4 separate regions of the Homo sapiens genome follow, and regions 2, 3 and 4 are each linked to region 1. Evidence: chromatin loops called from intact Hi-C (ENCODE). Cell type or tissue: heart right ventricle. All regions are shown on one strand. Region 1 overlaps DST (dystonin). Region 2 overlaps DST (dystonin). Region 3 overlaps DST (dystonin). Region 4 overlaps DST (dystonin).

Region 1 (5,000 bases):
TTTAGAAAATCATAAAAATGTTCATAGAGCTATTGAAGAATTTGAATCTAGTCTCAAAGAAGCTAAAATCAGTGAGGTATGTGAATTTAAAATTTGTATATATTTCATTTTAGTTTACTCTTGTTTTGCTTTTTACATGAAGACCCTGTAAATCAATAATAGATACATTAAGTGTGAGTCAGAATTCCTTCAGATTCCTGACTGGAGTGTCTTTTTAATCTCATGTTATAGATTCAAATGACAGCACCTCTTAAACTGACTTATGCAGAAAAGTTGCACAGATTAGAGAGTCAGTATGCAAAACTCTTGGTAAGTTTTTTTTTTTAAACCTTCTGTTTCCCTTATCTATATTTGGCAAAAACATGATTCTTATGATGATTTTCCTTACTAAAGAATACATCCAGGAATCAAGAACGGCACCTTGATACACTCCATAATTTTGTAAGTCGTGCGACTAATGAACTTATTTGGTTGAATGAAAAAGAAGAGGAGGAAGTTGCTTATGACTGGAGTGAGAGAAACACCAACATAGCTAGGAAAAAAGATTATCATGCTGTAAGTACACCCTTTGTACTTGCATACTAGGGTTGCATTTTAGGTTTATATATTTTTCTAACACACTTCTTAATTATTTCTTGAAGGAATTAATGAGAGAACTTGATCAAAAGGAAGAAAATATTAAATCAGTTCAGGAGATAGCAGAGCAGCTACTTCTAGAAAATCATCCAGCCCGGTTAACTATTGAGGTAAAGCTGGAAAGTGTAATGGTGTTGGTTGAATATTGATATGATTATTTCCCTTCAGATTCTTTTATTGCTGAGAAGTTGAAAATTACAAGCCATCTAACTTTTATTAAAACCTGGCTCAGAAATGTTTCTGACAAATTGTACTGATTGCCTTCAGTTCTCTGGCTCTAAGTATGTCACCCATCACTTAGAATAAAAGTACCCTTGTCAGCCTCTGTGGCTGAGAAGATGTATTGCTGTAAATATGAAGTACCTTCTCTGTGTAAGCATTGCCATATTATTTATTTCTGATTGTGTAACATTGCACAAGTGACATAGTATTGCCAAGCCTCATTTTCCTACCAAGAATGGGAGAGATTACCTCTAATCCATAGAGTTGTGATGAGAATAAGAAGGAAATAATTTACTCTTACTGCTTAGTATAGTTTTTGGTACATTATTTGTTCTCAAAAAAATACCAGCTGTTATGATTCAATTTAATACTTTTATTTATGCTCTGGTTTTGTGAGGTGTATTGGGACAGCATCCTGACAAGGCTTTATAATGTGCAGTGAACATTTCAAATTCAGAAGTGGAAAATTGAGATGGGATTTATCAGGTTGCCTATGCAGTTGGGACAATGTTTTAAATTGTATATTAGACAGAGTTAGTGACTTTCTGAATGGAGAATAGGGGGATTATGTAAGAAAGTAGGGATTGTCACACATGGGCAGTCAGATGTGATATTTTGCCAGAGGAAAAAAAATGATGCTGGTCCTGAAAGTTGTCATGCTTCAAACTCACAATTGAGGAAAGGAATCTGATAGATTCACTGAAATCATAATAACTCAAAAGATTAGTACAATTCTAGGCTCATCAGGAAGTTTTAGGGATGTTATGTATGATCTTTTATATAAAATACGGTTTTGTGTCTACATGAAATGTCACATATGAATGTTAAAAACGTAGAAGAGTAGGGAATCTTTAGGGAAAGGAGAGTAATGGAGGGCCTGGGATGTGGTTTTGTACACTAATACACTAAAAAGAGTATTTCTTAGGGTGGAGAGATGAAAACTGTTAGGAAATACTATTATGGGCCAAGAATTTTGATGGGAATGGAACATGTGAATGTCACTCTGATCACTTTTATGTAAAAATTATAATTTAATTAATAAAAAATTTCTTAAGAAGTAAAATGAAACCTTAGTCATCTTTATGATCCCATCGGCCTGTCCTGTGTCTTGTTTGGGTACATGGATAATATTTAGTTAATTATCAATACTGTTTCATATTTTATATGAAAAAAATATGATACATCTTTTATAGCCAATTTACTGAAAGTAGCTTAATTTGAGGTAGAATATGATCATGATATGTTGCCAGATATTCAATGCTGCATCATACATTCCATTCGGAAGTCCTGCCTAAGTATAGCTCAGCAGGAATGAACTTTTCCAAAAGGAGGGAAAATGACAGGCTTACTTAAAATAGTCATTAAAGCATCTCGAGTGCCCTCTTCTGGAAATCAATGAATTGCACCTTAAATAGAAAAGAGTATTTCATGTTTCCTTGAGGAAGGAGGTATCCTTTGTACAATATTGTTTACCCTCATGAAAGATACACTCTCTATTAAATTAGAAGTTCAAGAAACACATTTTTAAAATAAAAATTCCTAGTATTATCATCATTATAATTCCAGAATTACACCAATTTGGGAGTACACACATTTTCTTTTCCACCCTCCCCAAACCTCATCCCAGCAAAAACAAAGAGAAACCGACATAACCATATATTTCTGTGTTAGAAGGTATATTTTATGATCTAGCACCGTAAAAATTCAGAGAAAGGAGAGATGAATGTGCCACGAAAGAAAACATATCGGAGGATTCCACAAAGCAGATGTAAGAGTTGGTGGCAAAGGAGTCAAGTGTTGGTTTTGTAAACAGGAGGGATAGCTTGCATTTATTTTAGTTTTTAAATATTTTTTCCCGTAGCCAGAGATAATTTTTTTCTTATATTTTAATAAGAAATTTCAAGAAGTTTAAAATTGAAAAGAAATCAACTGGAGTGGTTTAAGAATTTATATTTAAACTTTAGGACTGACTTTGTACAAGTGAGAAGTCTTAGATAAGAGGAAAATTTTACTGCCCTGATTTTCTTGTTTTTTTTTTGTTTGTTTGTTTGTTTTTGTTTTTTGAGGTGGAGTTTCACTCTTGTTCCCCAGGCTGGAGTGCGATGGCGCAATTTTGGCTCACTGTAACCTCCGCCTCCTGGGTTCAAGCAATTCTCCTGCCTTGGCCTCCTGAGTAGCTGGGATCACAGGCGCGTGCCACCATACCTGGCTAATTTTTGTATTTTTTAGTGGAGATGGGGTTTCACCATGTTGGCCAGGCTGGTCTTGAACTCCTGACCTCAGGTGATCTGCCTGCCTTGGCCTCCCAAAGTGTTGGGACTACAGGCGTGAGCCACCATGCCCAGCCACTGCCCTAATTTCCAAGTCTTATTCTGCCAAAACAATTGGTCATCTATTTAGATAGTAGAGTTAGCATTTAGAAGCATCGATATCAAAAGGTATGTGTGCCTTATTTCTCCCCAGTCAGTTATGATGGCTCTGTTTTATCTTTAAGGCCTACAGAGCGGCAATGCAGACGCAGTGGAGCTGGATCTTACAGCTCTGCCAGTGTGTGGAGCAGCACATAAAGGAGAACACAGCGTATTTCGAGGTATGTGAGTAGAATCATAACTTCAATAGATGGTATTGTGATTTTGGCTAACTTGCAGGAATCTTTTTCATAATTTATTGTTAGGATAACAATGTGTTTCTGTGTATATATATACACACATATATATATACACATATATGTGTGTATATATATACACACATACGTATACACATATATGTGTGTATATATATACACACACATATATATACACATACATATACATATATACACATATATACACACACTGTTATATATGTATATATGTATATGTGTGTGTGTGTGTGTGTTTGTGTGTGTGTGTATATATATATATATATATATGTGAATTGTTTTCTTTGTAGGCCGAAAGAGTTGGTTTTATGTCCTATGAGATAGATTGAAGTATTCTGTTAATGCAGGAATCCTTTAAAAATTCTTAAGATATCATAAAATCTTTATTCTATTCTACAAATGTGTCTCTTATTTAGGAACTGTTTTCATATAGAGAATCAACCATCTATAACCATTTAACTTCTAAAACCATAGAAGTTTTTAAGTATTCTTGGAATTTCACTCCTACTTAAAAATTGTTTAAATCCTAATTTAAAATGGACCTTCAGCCAAAATAATAGAGAGCCAAAACATCATATAAGCTTTGGACACTTAGTATGTTCATTCATAACTATTCAACTTCAAGGGTTATTCTTTGGTCCAAGGAAAGATGTGACTATTAAGCTATCTTGTGCTTTTATTCTCTTCTCACTTATGAGGGGTACACATAGGACCTTGGTATTGGAGTGTGACAACTGTGTGCTTTGCTGGTATTTAACATACTTTAACTTCCAGGTTTCATCTTTCCTTAGTTTTTCAATGATGCCAAAGAAGCTACTGATTACTTAAGGAATCTAAAAGATGCCATTCAGCGGAAGTACAGCTGTGATAGATCAAGCAGCATTCACAAGCTAGAAGACCTTGTTCAGGAATCAATGGTACTAATACAAAACCTATGCATTTTATAAGTATGCATAAGTGATTAGATTAGTGTTTTATATGAGCAGAACTTTGTATTTTATTGGCACTCTTGATATTTCCCACTAATTCAATTACACATTTGCACATTCAGTTTTAGTATTCTTTTGGCAACAAATACAACAGAAGTGTTTTTTTAATGTGATAGCTTTGATATTTTAAGATGGTTTTTAGTGTCGTGTGTGTGTGTGTGCACGTGTGTGTTTAGTTATTCATTTTGCAAATACTTTTTAAGTTCTTAATATATCCTGGGCACTGTTTTAGGTTCTAGAGCTACAGCAGTGAACAAAGCAGACAAGAATCTCTACCTTTGTGGTGCTTACATGCTAGAGAGGGAGTTAGACAATAAACAGAATAAATAAGTAAAATTTGTATAGTATGTTAGGTAGTGTAAATGCCAAAGAGGAAAAAGAAAACCAAACAAACCAAAGAAAGGAAGAGGGATACAAGATGGGGTGGAGGAGGAAAGATTGAAAATTTAGACTAGGTAGTCAGAGAGAAGACTTTTCTGATGAAGTTTAATTTGTGTAAAGTGCTGAAGGCA
Region 2 (5,000 bases), 130 kb before region 1:
ACTCTATGTGGATGCATGGAATGAAATAGGGCATCCCACACTCTGCGTTTTATTGTATTAGCAGGGTTTGAAATTAGGAGAAATTATGATCTTTATAAATTAAATTCAGCTGATTTTCAGCTTAACTAAATTATTTTTATTGAGTCACTGCCTTTTACAACTTGAAGATAACATTAGGTCCAAAAATTATATCATACTTTATGGCGTAACACCAATACCATGAGGCCTGGGAGTCAAACAGACCAAATGTTGAAAACCTGGCTGTACCATTTTTAAGTGGGACTTTTCATGATTTGTCTAACTTCTCTGTACCCCAGTTTCTTTACCAAATTAATGGTTTCCTGGTTACTATTGCATCATTAAACTCTCTTATCTGCTGTTTAGGAGTCTTATCTGCTGTTTAGACACTGATTAAGTTATAACACCAGAATGGATGCTCTGAAGGGCAGATTCATATGCAATGAGAACATATAGTGAGGCTTGACTGAAGGAAGTCAGCAAAGGAACATCAATAAATAACTCTTTAGCCAAAATTTTGATGTAACTGTATTGATTTCCTTACACATGAGTTTTGATATTTTATTTCTACTTTTAGTATCCTTTTCGTATGTGTTAACTCCATGTTGGAAGTGGGCAGAGTATGGATAATAAAGTAATAAGAGAATAAGCTTTTTGAGGACAGGAATACATTTTTTCTTTCCTTCTTTGTGAAACGGGGTCTCAACTTGCAACGCCACTTGCCCAGGCTGGAGTGCAGTGGCGTGATCTTGGCTCACTGCAGCCTTGACCTCCCGGGCTCAGGTGATTCTCCTGCCTCAGCCTCCTGAGTAGCTGGGACTACAGGTCCCTGCCACTACACGTGGCTAGTTTTTGTGTTTTTTTGTAGAGATGGGGTTTTGCCATGTTGCCCAGGCTGGTCCTGAATTCCTGGACTCAATCCACCCGCTTTGGCCTCTCAAAGTGTGAGGATTACAGACATGAGCCACCGTGCCTGACCAATTTTTTTTTAATAGACTTTTAGAGCAGTTTAAGTTTACAGAAAAATTAGGCAGAAAGTACAGAGTTCCCGCATCCTTCCTCTTCTCACATCATTTGGGTTAATGCCTTGAAGTGTAATTGCTGAATTATATGGTAAGACTATGTTTAGCTTTGTAAGAAACAACTCAAAGTAGCTGTATTGTTTTGCATTTCCACCATCAGTTAAAGAGAGTTTCTGTTGCTCCACCTCCTTGCCAGCGTCTGGTGTTGTAATCTTTTTAGATTTTAGCCATTCCAATAGATGTGTATAGTGGTGTCTCACGTTGTTTTAATTTGCAATTCTCTAATATGGTGTTGAGCATCTTTTTATATGCTTATTTGCCAACTGTATATTTCCTTTAGTAAACTGTCTGTTCAGATATTTTGCCCACTTTTAAACTGAGTTGTTTGCTTTCTTATGATTGATTTTTTAAGATTTCTTTGTATATTTTGGATACTAGTTCTTTATCATATATGTGATTTGCAAATATATGTGTATATTGCGATGGAGTCTCACTCTGTCACCAGGCTGGAGTGCAGTGGTGTGATCTTGGCTCACTGCAACCTCTGACTCTCTGGTTCCACTATGCCCTGCTAAGTTTTGTATTTTTAGTAGAGATGGGGTTTCACCATGTTGGCCAGGATGGTCTTGATCTCCTGACCTCTTGATCCGCCTGCCTTGACCTCCCAGAGTGCTGGGATTACAGGTGTGAGCCACCGTGCCCAGCCATGATTTGCAAATATTTTCTCTTAGTCTGTGGCTTATCTTTTCATTTTCTTAACAGTGTCTTTTGCAGAGTGGAGGTTTTTAATTTTAATGAATCCAACCTATGTTTTTTCTTTTATGGATCATGATGTTGGTATTGTATTTAAAAATTCATCATCAAATCCAGGGTCATCTAGATTTTCTTTTATGTTATCTTCCTAAAGTTTTATAGTTTTGAATTTTACATTTAGTCTGTGATTCATTTTGAGTTAAATTTTGTGAAAGGTATAAGGTCTGTGCCTAAATTTGTATATTTTTTGCATATAGATGTCCAGTTGTTCCAGTACCATTTGTTGAAAAGATTATCCATTCTCTGTTGAATTGCTTTTTCTTTTTTGTCAAAGATCACTTTACTAAATTTGTGTGGGTCTATTTCTGGGCCCTCTGTTATGTTCCTTTGGTCGACTTGACTTTTCTTTTGCCAAAACCACACTGTTTCGACAACTGTAGCTTTATAATAGGTATTGAAATTGGGTAGTATTAGTCATTCAACTTGTTATTTTCTGGGATTGTGTTGTCTATTCTAGGTTGGAATAATTTTTTATACCTTAGAAATAAGCACTTGGTAAATATTCTGTGTTGAGAAACTTTTTCTCGGTACACAATGGTTACCTTTTTAAACACAAGTCAGATCTGTTATTCTTTTGCCTCAGCTCCCTCCAGTGGCTTCCTATTTTAGTGAGAATCAAATTGAAGGTCTTCGAAATGGCTTATATGGTCCTGTGGTACCTGGCTCTTCTGTTACCTCTTTAGCTTCATCTTTTAATACTTTTTGTCTTGGTCTCTTTATTTCATACCTAATGGCCTCCTTGCTCTTGTTTGAGTACACCAGGCATATCCTGTCTTAGGTCTGTAGCAGTGGCTGTTGGCTTTATCTGAATGTCTTTCTTCCAGATATCTGTATGGCTAACTCCTTCATCTCTTTTAAGTCTTATTCAGATGCCCCCCTTCTCAATGGGGACTCTCTGATCATTTTATTTAAAATTCCATCTTGCCTCTCACTTGTCCCTCAACCTCCACACCCTCAATTTCTCTTAACCTGCTCTGTTTTATTTCACAGCCATCACTATGAACATCCTCTAATACTTATTTGTTTTATTTATTTATTTATTTATTTATTTATTTATTTATTTATTTGAGACAGGGTCTTGCTCTGTCACCCAGGCAAGTACAGTCGTGCGATACCAGCTCACTGCAACTTCCGCCTCTTGGGTTCAAGCAATTCTCGTATCTCAGCTTCCCGAGTAGCTAGGATTACAGATGTGCAACACCATGCCACGCTAATTTTTGTATTTTTAGTAGAGATGGGATTTCGCCATGTTGGTCAGGCTGGTCTTGAATGCCTGACCTCAAGTGATCTGCCCACTTTGGCCTCCCAAAGTGTTGGGATTACAGATGTAAGCCATCACTCCCTGCCACTTGTTATTTTTATTATTATTGATTGCTGTTTCTCTTTTTGTTAGAATTTAATTCCACATTGTCAGGGCTCTTTGTTTTGTTTACCAGTGTATCTTCAACTCATAAAGCATAGTAGGTTTTCAATAAATATTAGTTTTAAAAAATGTATGAATGTGTAAGTTGAGACTGATAGAGCATTAGCTGTGTGCAAGAATGCTGATTCATTAGATCTTACCTGATCTTTAGCTGATGACCTTCTAAGATGAACTGAAAACTGAAACCAAGCCAAAGAAATGTTTTTAGAAAATTCATTGATTTTTTTTGACAAGCTGCAGCTGCTTGTGGTGGTATAAATAGGTTTCCTTACTGTGTTATTTAAGAGTAGCTTAAGGGCATGAGCCAAGTCAAAACAGAAAAAAAGCACTGACTCATTAGATTTTTAAAGCATGGGTTGTCCACTTGTGTTTCTAGGTTAAGAGAATTGGGGTTTCCCATATAATCAGAACTATTAAAGGTACTGCAAGGCTGTGTGCGGTGGCTCATGCCTGTAATCCCAGCACTTTGGGAGATTGAGGCGGGTGGATCACCTGAGGTCAGGAGTTCGAGACCAGCCTGACCAACACGGTGAAACCCCGACTCTACTAAAAGTGCAAAAATTAGCTGGGCATGGTGGCGCGTGCCTGTAATCCCAGCTACTTGGGAAGCTGAAGCGGGAGAATTGCTTGAACCTGGGAGGCGGAGGTTGCAGTGAGTCGAAATCACGCCACTGCATACCAGCGTGGGTGGCAGAGCGAGACTGAGTCTCAAAAAGGAAAAAAAAAAAAAAAAGATACCGCAGCAATTGCAGAGAAAGGCCTTATATGTCTGATGAGAAACTGCAAGCTTTAGAAAGACAGCAGTGCTATCTTCCCAAACAACATGATAGCCAGCATGTCAAAGCCAGATTTCTTTTACCCATCTTTGTATCTCGGCATCTAGCCTGGTTAGTACTTGGCATGCAGTAGGTGCTCAGAAACTACTTGTTGAAAGAATGCATTGTCAGTGAACAGTGGTCACATTCATGATGTGGAAATGTCATGGACATGGGAGACATTATACTCATGTGTTCTCATGTGTTCTTGTTTTATAAGAACATGCTTTTTATACTGTATCATAGAAATTGTATTAAGCAAATTGACTTTGACTTGAAGTCTCAGGCATGTAAGCTTTCTACAAAATGTGAATCCATGCTTCAATTAATCAATCTTTGAGAGATAAGGCTCAACTTTCACAGTTAGAGTGGATGGATTGGGTTTTGGTCCCATGAGGCTGTAGTGTAAGAATACTAACTTGTGCGTGTGACTAGCTAAGTAGGACAAATCCTTTTGCTCAGATTCTCTTTGCCCACATATAGTTCAAGTAAACACAATGAACCCAAAACCAAATTTGCTAAGTCCTTAGAGGAAATGTTACTTAGGTGTTTTTAGAATGTTTAAAATTTTTGAGTTTTTGGGTGGTAGAGATGCCTTTGTTTTCCTGCTTAGGAAAGTTGAATAAAAGGCTGTCATAGCTCCATTCCTGATAGTTGTCAGGGACCAATAACTGAAGTCTGAGTAAAATCTTTGGAGACTTCTTCCAGATGCTAGTAATTGCTTTAACTTGAGTCTGTCTGGCAGTACCTCAAGATCTCTGTTATATCTCATAACTCATACTTCACCATTCATCTTAACATCTCTGTTCTCTAAGCACAGATTGCTTTTTGCTGCCTCTCATCACCTCTGCCTCAAGACAGACCAGAAATCTCTTGCATATCTCACCTCTGCACTGTACGTTTATTTTA
Region 3 (5,000 bases), 120 kb before region 1:
ACACTTTTTTTTGTTTAATCTCAGTCTCATCCATAAAAGGGAGATTTAATTATACTATCCACTTTATGTTGTTATTGAAGGATCTGATGACTTTAATACATGAAAAGTACTCAAAACAATTCCTGGCATATAATAAGTGCTCAGCAAATGCTACCTTTTATTACTTAAAGATATGTTTAGTAGTATTCAAGGTAGTAATTCCTATATTGACAGAATAAGGGAAAATCAAGGATGCATTTTCAGCCACCTTATGGGCAAGAGCTGGGGGCAAATATAATACTTGCTTGTATTTATAATTACCCTGGCACCAAATGCCTTTATCTATGGCCTGATCAGCTTGCTTTTTACTTAACCAAATTCTGGCCAAAAGATCTGAGCTCATAAATATCTGAAAGCTGATACACATTAGAGTTTAAAAAGGAAGAAGATTAAGCATCATTACACAGTGGGTCTTACTGGGGTTTAGTGGCTGATACACATGGAGAGACATACAAAAAATAAAGTAGTATTAAGAGATGCTGGAAACTAATTTTAAATAAGTTTTAAATAAGATACATTAAAAGGTGTATTTTAATAATTCATTCTCAAAGTTGTTTAATGTCCTTACCCATATTACCCCAAAACATGGCTTAATCATGTGGCATTTCTTAGCAGTTCATTCTATGGATTTGCTATTAAATTATTTGCCTCTAGGTACATATTTCAAAGTTAGATATGTGTCTTTGAATATATTTAGAAATGTTCAGACTTGTGCAATTTTCTTTTAAATTTGTGTTCTCTCAAAGTTATTTTCTTTTTTGCTTTTGGGGGACATGGAAGAACCAAAATATCCTTTATATGCTTTTATTTTTTGAGTGGGTATAAGGAGATAGAAATCCTATTATTTGTTAATTTAAAAAATAAAAGGATTTTGACATATGCAGTGCATACTCTATGGTTGGACCACAAAATGATTCTGTGAAACTATTAGATTCTTCAAGGACTCACTTTGCTTAGAGGACAAGAATGGCAGGTGGAAGGAGTGCTCTTTGCCTTGCCTAGAGTGTAGTGTCTTTGATGGGGAGTAGCTGTTTAATGAGAGGCTTTAGGACACATCCAGTCAGATTCACACGCGCCTCTGGAACTCTTTGTTTTCAGGCTGCAGTTCCTTGGCTGTGTCAGCATCTTTATTGTCTGAGCTCAGAAACCCCTTAGTGCACCAAACCAGGAAGGGAAACTGGCAGCATGCAAATGACTGACAAAGGGATTGTAATATATTAGAGGTCTCTGATAGTCATTAAAAATTTTGAATGGAAAAAAATATGCCAGCAGTTAATAATATCAAATAAATTAAAACTACAAAGTCATTCCTGTAGCTGTAAAATTAGTTTCTTGAGATAGACGTTTTTGCTACTTGTGGTTTTTGATTTATTTATTTATTTATTGGGATGGAGTCTCTCACTCTGTCACCCAGGCTGGAGTGCAGTGGTGCAATCATGGCTCACTGCAACCTCTGCCTCCCCGATTAAAGCAATTCTCCTTCCTCAGCCTCCTGAGTAGCTGGGACTACAGGCATGTGCCACCATGCCTGGCTAATTTTTTTTGTCTTTTTAATAGAGACAGGGTTTCACCATGTTGGCCAGGCTCTCCAACTCCTGACCTCAAGTGATCCGCCCACTTCGGCCTCCCAGAGTGCTGGGATTACAGGCGTGAGCCACTGCGCCTGGGCTGATTTATTTTTAAATATTGGGGTACATAAGTATTCTTTATAAATTTGCTGCAGTGACCCACAATAATAGTGGCTTTAAATGATCATTTGTATTTCCACTTATGTAGCAGTCGAGAGGTGGGGAGTGCAGGATGATAATGCAGCTCAGCTTCATGAGGTCAGCCAGGGCTGGTATGATGCTCAGGGTCAGGCGCTGTATGGGTTTTAAAACATGTGTGCAACTTCTTTGCTGCTTTTCCCATTGTGCACTCTGGTTGAATCTGGTTGGGCACCTGGCTCTCTTGTAACCAGTAGAATACCACATGACTTTCATGGTTATGTCAGGAAAGGTGATGCAGCCTCTGCCTTGCTGCTGGGTCCGTTGCTTTTAGAACCTTGAATTACCACAAAGTAGTTTGACTACCTTGAAGCTGCCATTCAGTGAGAAAGTCAGGCCACATGTAGATGACACCTGTGGCTGTTCTCGCTGACTGCTTCAAATGAGGTTCCAGCCAATAGTTAACATCAGCCACCAGCCATGTGAGTGAGGATGCCTCCAGATGATTCCAGTCCCCAGTGGTCAAGCCACCCAGCTGTTGAGTGTTACTAGCTGAGGCCCAGACATCATGGAACAGCAGCAACCTGCCCCCCTTGTACCTGGTTTGAATTTCTGACCTACAGAATTCTTGAACATAAAAAAATGGTTGGTTTTCATAGTTGAATTCCAGTGTAGTTTGTCACATAGTAACTGGAACAGGGACCCAGGTTCCTTTTGTCACATTGCTTTGCCATCTAGGTTGTTACTCTTACATGTTTTTTTAGATGTTTCACCACCACATCTGCATTCCAGCCATCTGGATTGAAGAAGTACAAAAAAAGGCACTGTATTCCCCTTCAAGGGCCCTCCTCAGAAGTAGCACAGTCACTTCTGTTCTCATCTCAATGGCCACAGCTGAACTGGAACATAGCCACATCTAGCTCAAGGAAGGCTGGGAAATGTGTATTTATTCCTTGTGTATTTGCACCTAGCTAATAATTAGAGAATTTGTTTCTTTGAGAAAGAAGGATACAAGGATATGGGGAAAAGTTTCTGCTACAGTTGTACGCGCTTGATTATACCAAGTTCTTTACTTTGTGCTGTATTAATGGTAGTTGTTTCTTTCCTGGGAAATTTTCCATTTCAAAGAGCTCTTAGTAGTAGGTTTGTTGGAAAGCATTGTATTTGTGGGTAGGATTAGGTTGGCTAATATTGGTTCTATTTTGCACATGAAAATGAAACAATAGTAACTTTAAGAGAAGGAAGTTTACTTTTCTCTTACTTGAGAGAAGTCCAGCAGGAGGCAGTCCAGGACTGGCATGGTTATAGCCACCATCCACAGAGGCTCCTTACTTCTTGTTCCTGCAGACTTAGGCTGCTGCTTTGTGGTCCTAGATGGCTGCTTGAGCCATATTCATCGGGTCTGTGTCCCCAGCCAGTAGAAAGGAGGAGGGAAGGAAGAAGGGGCAAGGGGCTCATGCCAGATGTCTTACAAAGAAAATTTCTAGAAGCTGCCATATAACACATTAGCTTTTATTTCATTTACTGGAACTTTGTTATTGAAAGTAAGGCTGGGGAGGTGTAGTTTTATTCCAGGCTACCATGTGTCCCCATCAGAATCAGGGTTTCTTTTACTAGGAAATGTAGCACAGCTCACAGCTGTGAGTCCACAGCTCACATCATATTCCTTATACTGTCAATTTGAAAAGAGCTATGTGGTTTGCCAGAACTTGGGCCACACTGTATATTGCACCATAAACAGAATGGTTAGAAACTGTGCATTTCAGAATGTTGTGATTTACGTTTGTGTTCACATAAAACTTCAGCCATTCTTTCCCCATTATTATAAACACTTGGGTTTGTAGGGACATCTGATGTTTACTGGCAGATGACATGCCATGTACAGACTGTCAGTGTTTTAGCCTCAACTCTCAAAGCCTTTCCTGAAAAAAATAAATCCCATTTCTAGTGTATACATAATAGGGCCATCTGTCACTGTTTCTCAGTTGTTTAAAGTTGCATTGTTTGAAGTCCTGCTTTTCTAAAAGTGTATTTTTTTTTCTTCCTGGAACCATCTCTGTTCCTTTGCTTTAAAATGAAAATAGTCTGAATGAGTATTTTAGCCCTTTCTGGAATGAGACTGAGCTTGCTGCAAGGCATTGATTCATCCAGTATCACATACAGTTGCTGAGAGCTTTTGTCTTATTAATACTTCTCTTGAAAAAAGACCATGACTCTTTGTTGTTCTCTGTATAAAACCAACTTTTCTGCCCTGTGTACTAGGCTTGAAAGATTTAATTCATGATTGAACTTGGAAATGCAGAGAAAATATTGTCTTTTATGGCTGATCTAGTCATCTTTATGAGTTTCACCTTCTGATTAGTGAGAAAATGTACTAAAATTGAATCTGTTTTAAAGCATAGTCTGATGTGGCAAATCGAACAGTCTCCTCTGATCTTTGTTCTGTCTTAGATAAAAATGCTTGGTTGTTGAAGGCAGCTTCCTCTCCCTCTCTTTTTCTCTGCGTGTCTTGAGGGAGAGATGTGGCTTTTGCAACCTTGCATTTCTGGGGAAAACACTGTGCTCATTCCTGCCAGCGTCTTTATCCTGGCTTTTAGGACCCCTGCTTCCTGGGTGATTTGTACCCCTTTTCTGTCTTGGATGCCTGGCACCTTGTGGGCCACTGATTCTTAAGTCAGCTACCAGTGAACTCTGGCCCATTCTTGTGACTCAGGCCGTGTCCCACATTGATGTGACTTCCCCTTGGCTTTCCACTAGTGCTCCACACCCATCTGCAGTCTTTCTGGGATGCTTGATTGTTCCTGGCCCATGTGATCTTCTCTGTATCCCTTGCTAGAGAGCCCCCTCTCCCTGCTAGGATGACCCCTCTGGGAGGTGTCCCAGCCAGACACACAGACACTTCTGTGTCTGGTCTGTACCAAGCAGAACCAAGGGTAGCCTCCTTTACACGGTACCAGATAGGGAGTGGGTCAAGAGCCCCCTGTGCCTTCCACATCACTCCTTATTCACTGAATGCACCTCCTCCTCTCAGGGCCAAAGCCTGAACAGGAAAAATTAGTCTTGACTCCCCTCTTGACTCCGTCGTCTTTCTCCTACATATACTATATCATATCCTCCTTTTAGCTAGCCCTATGGCTCTGCTGTCATCGCTGGAAGTGGCGTGTCTTTTCTACCCTGGAGAAGAGCTAGATCAGGCCCCTGATTAAAAGGAGGCAGGGAAGGGAGACAGAAATAAAAGCAATTTGGAAACATCTT
Region 4 (5,000 bases), 60 kb before region 1:
CTCTAGAACAGCAGTCCCCAACCTTTCTGGCAACAGGGACTGGTTTCATGGAAGACTATTTTTCCATGAACTGGCTGGTGGGAGGAGTGGGGGTTGTTTCAGCATGAAACTGTTTCACCTCGGATCATCAGGCATTAGATTTTTATAAGGAGTGCGTGCGCAACCTAGATCCCTCAAATGCACAGTTCACAAATAGGGTTCACACCCCTATAGGAATCTAATGCAGTGGCTGATCTGACAGGAGGTGGAGCTCAGGTGGTAATGCTTCCTGGGCCGCTGCTAACCTGCTGCCATGCAGCCCAGTCCCTATGGTATAGGTTTGGGGGTTAGGTTGGGGATCCCTGCTGTGGAAGACAAGAATGCAATAATACTTGCTCTTTCTTTGTTGTTACCATATGATTTGTAATATAAAATGATTGAGAATAAGGGTAAAACAATATTTAGTTGACTACTGGTGTTTAAATTATTCCATTTTTTCTTTGTATAATTTTAGAATTGCTTTTATGTAGGTAAAGATAACTGGTTCAGGTTTGATAAACAGTTGGTTTTATCTCTTCTTCACATTCAAAACAGGTGAAATTAGTGAATATTAGAAATGATGACATAACAGATGGAAATCCCAAATTGACTTTGGGATTAATCTGGACAATAATTTTGCACTTTCAGGTAAGCCCAAATTTTCTTAATTTCAGCATCTAATTGCTAGTTTTCAGGTGGTTCCTATGAAGGGTGAATGATGCATTCATGTTCTATGGAAGAAAAATAAATTTCAAGCTTCTTTCTTTAAGTAATATATTTGAATTGTTCTTTTAAGCAACATGCTGCTTGTGAATCTGGCAACTAGTTTCCTGTTCTTGATAAACTTAAATGTAGTTTTAAAGACAATGTCTGTTATCTCAGAGTTGGAAGACATATTTCTTTTTATTGACTGGAGACACACTTTTTTTGCTCATTAGAAAGTATTACCTGTTTTAGATACTTAAATGTTTTATGATTAGTCCTTATTTAGAATGTTTTTTAGTAATACAGGTTCTTAGCACTGTCAACTATTTCCTCCTTTGATAGACACTAGATGGCAGCATAATTATAAAGAGATGTGAAGAAGAAAAGTATTCATGTTTTATGCAGAGCTGTGCTTTCTCTCTTTAGATTTGAGGAAAATGCAAATTTATTGACTGAATTATTATCTAATAAACCTGAGCCAATTGAGGACCGATTTTGATTTAGTTTTGGGGAAGTGATACATTAAAAAGAATCTTCATTTGATTTAAGGAGATTCCTAACTTTAGAACTTGCTTTAGTTTACTAACTGCTGGTCTGCTTAAGAAATGTTCTGCTACTAGAGGTGGGAAGGAGGGGGAAAAGGGCATGGGCTGAAAAACTACCTATTGGGTACTGTGCTCACTATCTGGGTGATGGGATCATCTGTACCCCAAACCTCAACATCACGCAATATACCCATGTAACAAATCCGCACTTGTACCCCCTGAATCTAAAATAAAAGTTTAAATTATAAAAAAGACCCAGAAATGTTCTGTGTGCAGCACAGAGCCTGACCCACAGTAGGCACTCAGTACATCTTACCAATAGATTACTGTACAGTTGGATCTTGAAGGAGGAAGTGATCCTTTGCCAGCTTCAAAAAGGACCTGGGGTTTTGAAACAAATCTGGTGAGGAATAAGACTTTTTTAAAGGCTGGGCGCGGTGGCTCACGCCTGTAATCCCAACACTTTGGGAGGCTGAGGCGAGTGGATCATGAGGTCAGGAGATCAAGACCATCCTAGCTAACGGGTGAAACCCCGTCTCTACTAAGAAATACAAAAAATTAGCCAGGTGTGGTGGCATGCACCTGTAGTCCCAGCTACTCGGGAGGCTGAGGTGGGAGAATCGCTTGAACCTGGGAGGCAGAGGTTGCAGTGAGCTGAGATTGCGCCACTGCACTCCAGCCTGGGCAACAGAGCGAGACTCTGTCTCAAAAAAAAAAAAAATTTTTTTTTTTTAAGTTGGCTGAAATACAGGTTACGTAGACAAATGGTGGAGAATAATGTACCTGGGGGGCTTGTTGGGAACAGGATAGATTTGACAGGTATGGAGAGCTACAGGAATCAGAGTCTAGGTAGGTCTAGGACCTGAACAGAGGCAGCTGAATAGTTTCAGCAGAAGGACATTCATGGAGATCCAGGTAATCAAAGGAAAAGGTGTTAGTCAGCCAGACTACAGGGCAGCTAATACAGGTGAATATCCACTTAGCTGAGCTGTTAATGTCAGGGAGAGCCAGTAACCAGAACTGGAAGCCAGGACCCCAAAGGACTGAGGGCATTACTGGAATCAAAGATATTGAACCTAAGTGAAGGCAATAATTTGGCATGAAGCGCAGAACCAGACCTTGTTATCAGAATTGGGTAAAGTCTAGGTAGAACTGGCCAAAAAGTTGATTTCATATGGAGTTCCTCAGTGGCTTTGTCAGGGATCATTTAAGTAGTCCTAAGTGGATCAGATCCTAGAGCTTTTAGCAGAGTTGAAACTGCAAGAACCCCAGACGGGAAAGTCAGAGGTCTATTGGAGAGAATCAATCACTTCATCACCAGCTGGTGAGGTAGGCTGTGTCTGAATTTTGAATGTTAGACGAAGGATCACTGGGGCAATGGAAAGCATTCAGGCTTCGGAGGGAGGTAGAATTAAGTTTCGTTCTTGGCTCTTTTACTTACTGTTGTGATGCCAGTCATGTTACTACTTTGAGCTTAAAAAAAAATGTGTTTCTGTTCATCACTTTCCTTTTTCCGTCCATCACTTTCCATTTTCTGTCCATAAATCTTTTTCGGTGACAGGACCTGTGCTGGAGTCTCTCTGAATCCATTCTGGTTTGGGGGCTGCCTGATTCTCAAATCGTTTTTTGCTCAATTAAATTTTGCTAAATTTTAAAAAATGTGTTTTAGGAAACAACATCCATTAAAATAGATAGAAATGAGCAGAGTCCATAGTGAGAGAGATAAGCTGTGAAGCTGAGGTAGTGATAAAGGTCAGGACTCAGTTGGGGATGCAAAATTGAATAGAAGAGGTCACACTTTCCAGGAAGAAAGAAAGGGACTTGGACACAGGGCATAGAGGGTGTAGGAAAGGGATTTGTTAAAGATAACAAAACTTTTTAGCCTGAGAGATTACGAAACAGTAGACTACTGAGAGACACAGGGGTGATGCTAGGGGGAAAAGCACTTACTTTCTGGGTGGGCTTGATGGGATGGTGGGATATCCTGTGCCTCTGTCTGCTGAGCAGTTGGAGACATGAGTGGAGCTGAGAAGCCAGAGGTACAGATATAAACTTGGAGAAGTTATCACTACACAAGTGATCACTGATTTTATCGGAAAGAAGGGATCTTCAGGGGACCCAAGAGAAGAGCACAGATGGAGAAGAGATGGAGCACTAAGGATAAAAATTTGGAGAAGGCCTGCGGGAAAAGATTCTGCTGAGGAAAGAGAAAAAAGGAGCATTTGGAGAGATGGATGAAGTAATAGGAAAATGTACTGATGAAACCAAGGGAAGAGAATTTCAAGTAGAAATAATGGTGAGCAGTATGAAATGCCACTAGAGACCACAAGAAAATTAAGATGGAGTAGAGGTCAATAGTTTGTTCTAGAAAGAAGACATTGGAGACCCAAGCTCCTGGGAGCAGAGACTAGAAAATAACAAGCCAAAAGGGTTGGGAGGTAGAAGCAGTGTATTTAGAGGCTGAGTTTGAGAAAATTTAAAGCAAAAGTCTTCAAAAAGGAGTTATATACTAAGAGAGCCCTTTGGGGTTCAGCTGCCTTTGGAGGAGAGAGGAAGACTAGTCACAGAAGTATCAAAAGAAGTTTTGCGGGCCGTGCACGGTGGCTCACACCTGTAATCCCAGCACTTTGGGAGGCCGAGGCAGGTGGATCACCTGAGGTTGGGAGTTCAAGACCAGCCTGACCAACATGGAGAAACCTGGTCTCTACTGAAAATACAAAATTCGCCGGGCGTTGTGGCACATGCCTGTAATTCCAACCACTTGGGAGGCTGAGGCAGGAGAATCACTTGAACCCAGGAGGCAGAGGTTGTGGTGAGCTGAGATCACGCCATTGCACTCCAGTCTGGGCAACAGGAGTGAAACTCTGTCTCAAAAAAATAAAAAAAGTTTTGCTTCTAATATACTGTGGCATAGTGTTCTAGAATCCATTGTATTTTAGGGCTTTAATTATAAGATGATGTAACAAATTATCACCAATATTCATAAATTAGACCAAAATCTATTTGGAATGGAACACATCTATGTTTTGGTTAAATGGAAATGTTCTCTCTTATTTAAATGAAATAACTTTTTTTAGTATGACAATAACTTGAGATAAGAATTGTTTTTTGGTTATGCCAAGATATAAAGATTTATAGCAGTGGTAATCATCCTCACTCAGAGTGACTCAGCCTTTTTCTCTATACTTTACATAAATAATGGAAGCAATTTCAAAAGACCAATTGTTTTATTTTAACAATATTTGTTATAGCATCATAAATGGAATCTGTTTTTCAGTCAGGCTTTCTGAAGGTAAGCATTATCATTACAGTAATCCTATATCATTAGCCACCACATGCTAGATCCAGAGATACTAAGGTAATGAAGTATATTGTTCTGTTTATTGGGAGAGTGTCCATGAAATTAACTATAACATAGGGTGATGAATATTATTGGTGATATAAATGAAAATAGAAATGTATGGGAAAGGAGCATTGTAGTGGGATCTGAATGGCTTTAGAGAATGTAGGAAATTTTCACAGATACTAGAGATAGGCTTTGAAAGATGAATGCCAGTAACCAGGCAGACTAAGTTGGGCCATTTCTGGGAGAGGTAGCAGTGTATATGGCCTAGAAATGGACAGCTGCTTAGTTTGGCAGGTGTATTAGTTCATTTTGTGTTGCTGTAAAGGCATACCTGAGGCTGAGTAGTTTATAAAGAACAGAAAAGAGGTTTATTTGGATCATCATGG

What was found. Hi-C counts contacts between places; a loop is a spot of excess contacts. Peaks named below come from ENCODE experiments on the same cell type or tissue, not always from the same donor. Only the 100,000 strongest peaks of a DNase experiment are listed, where the experiment ranks them.
Region 2: it touches region 1 in a loop (2.3-fold over the local background); 46 of 110 quality-filtered maps call a loop at or near these places.
Region 3: it touches region 1 in a loop (6-fold over the local background); 46 of 110 quality-filtered maps call a loop at or near these places.
Region 4: it touches region 1 in a loop (8-fold over the local background); 91 of 110 quality-filtered maps call a loop at or near these places.

What each region holds. Positions count from the first base shown.
Region 1 is chr6:56,635,005-56,640,004 of GRCh38, reverse strand. DST (dystonin) reads left to right here. Exons shown (of 104, transcript NM_001374736.1): 19 at 1-76; 20 at 232-309; 21 at 394-555; 22 at 642-746; 23 at 3,353-3,448; 24 at 4,291-4,416. Among named protein-coding and RNA genes, the nearest start is that of DST-AS1, 210 kb to the left of the region's middle. In heart right ventricle, a CTCF peak has its summit at 2,242 (motif pointing left); no DNase peak of the experiment used is centred here; H3K27ac peaks cover 2,168 bases.
Region 2 is chr6:56,765,535-56,770,534 of GRCh38, reverse strand. The region is part of intron 4 of DST (dystonin); the gene reads left to right. Among named protein-coding and RNA genes, the nearest start is that of DST-AS1, 76 kb to the left of the region's middle. RefSeq lists an enhancer at 3,380-3,499. In heart right ventricle, a CTCF peak has its summit at 2,434 (motif pointing left); no DNase peak of the experiment used is centred here; H3K27ac peaks cover 3,760 bases.
Region 3 is chr6:56,755,877-56,760,876 of GRCh38, reverse strand. All of the region lies in intron 4 of DST (dystonin), which reads left to right. Among named protein-coding and RNA genes, the nearest start is that of DST-AS1, 86 kb to the left of the region's middle. RefSeq lists an enhancer at 843-1,399 and a silencer at 3,081-3,130. In heart right ventricle, a CTCF peak has its summit at 3,022 (motif pointing right); a DNase peak (open chromatin) is centred at 4,465; H3K27ac peaks cover 2,851 bases.
Region 4 is chr6:56,695,319-56,700,318 of GRCh38, reverse strand. It overlaps DST (dystonin), which reads left to right. Exons shown (of 104, transcript NM_001374736.1): 9 at 574-666. Among named protein-coding and RNA genes, the nearest start is that of DST-AS1, 150 kb to the left of the region's middle. In heart right ventricle, CTCF peaks have their summits at 873 and 1,072 (motif pointing right); no DNase peak of the experiment used is centred here.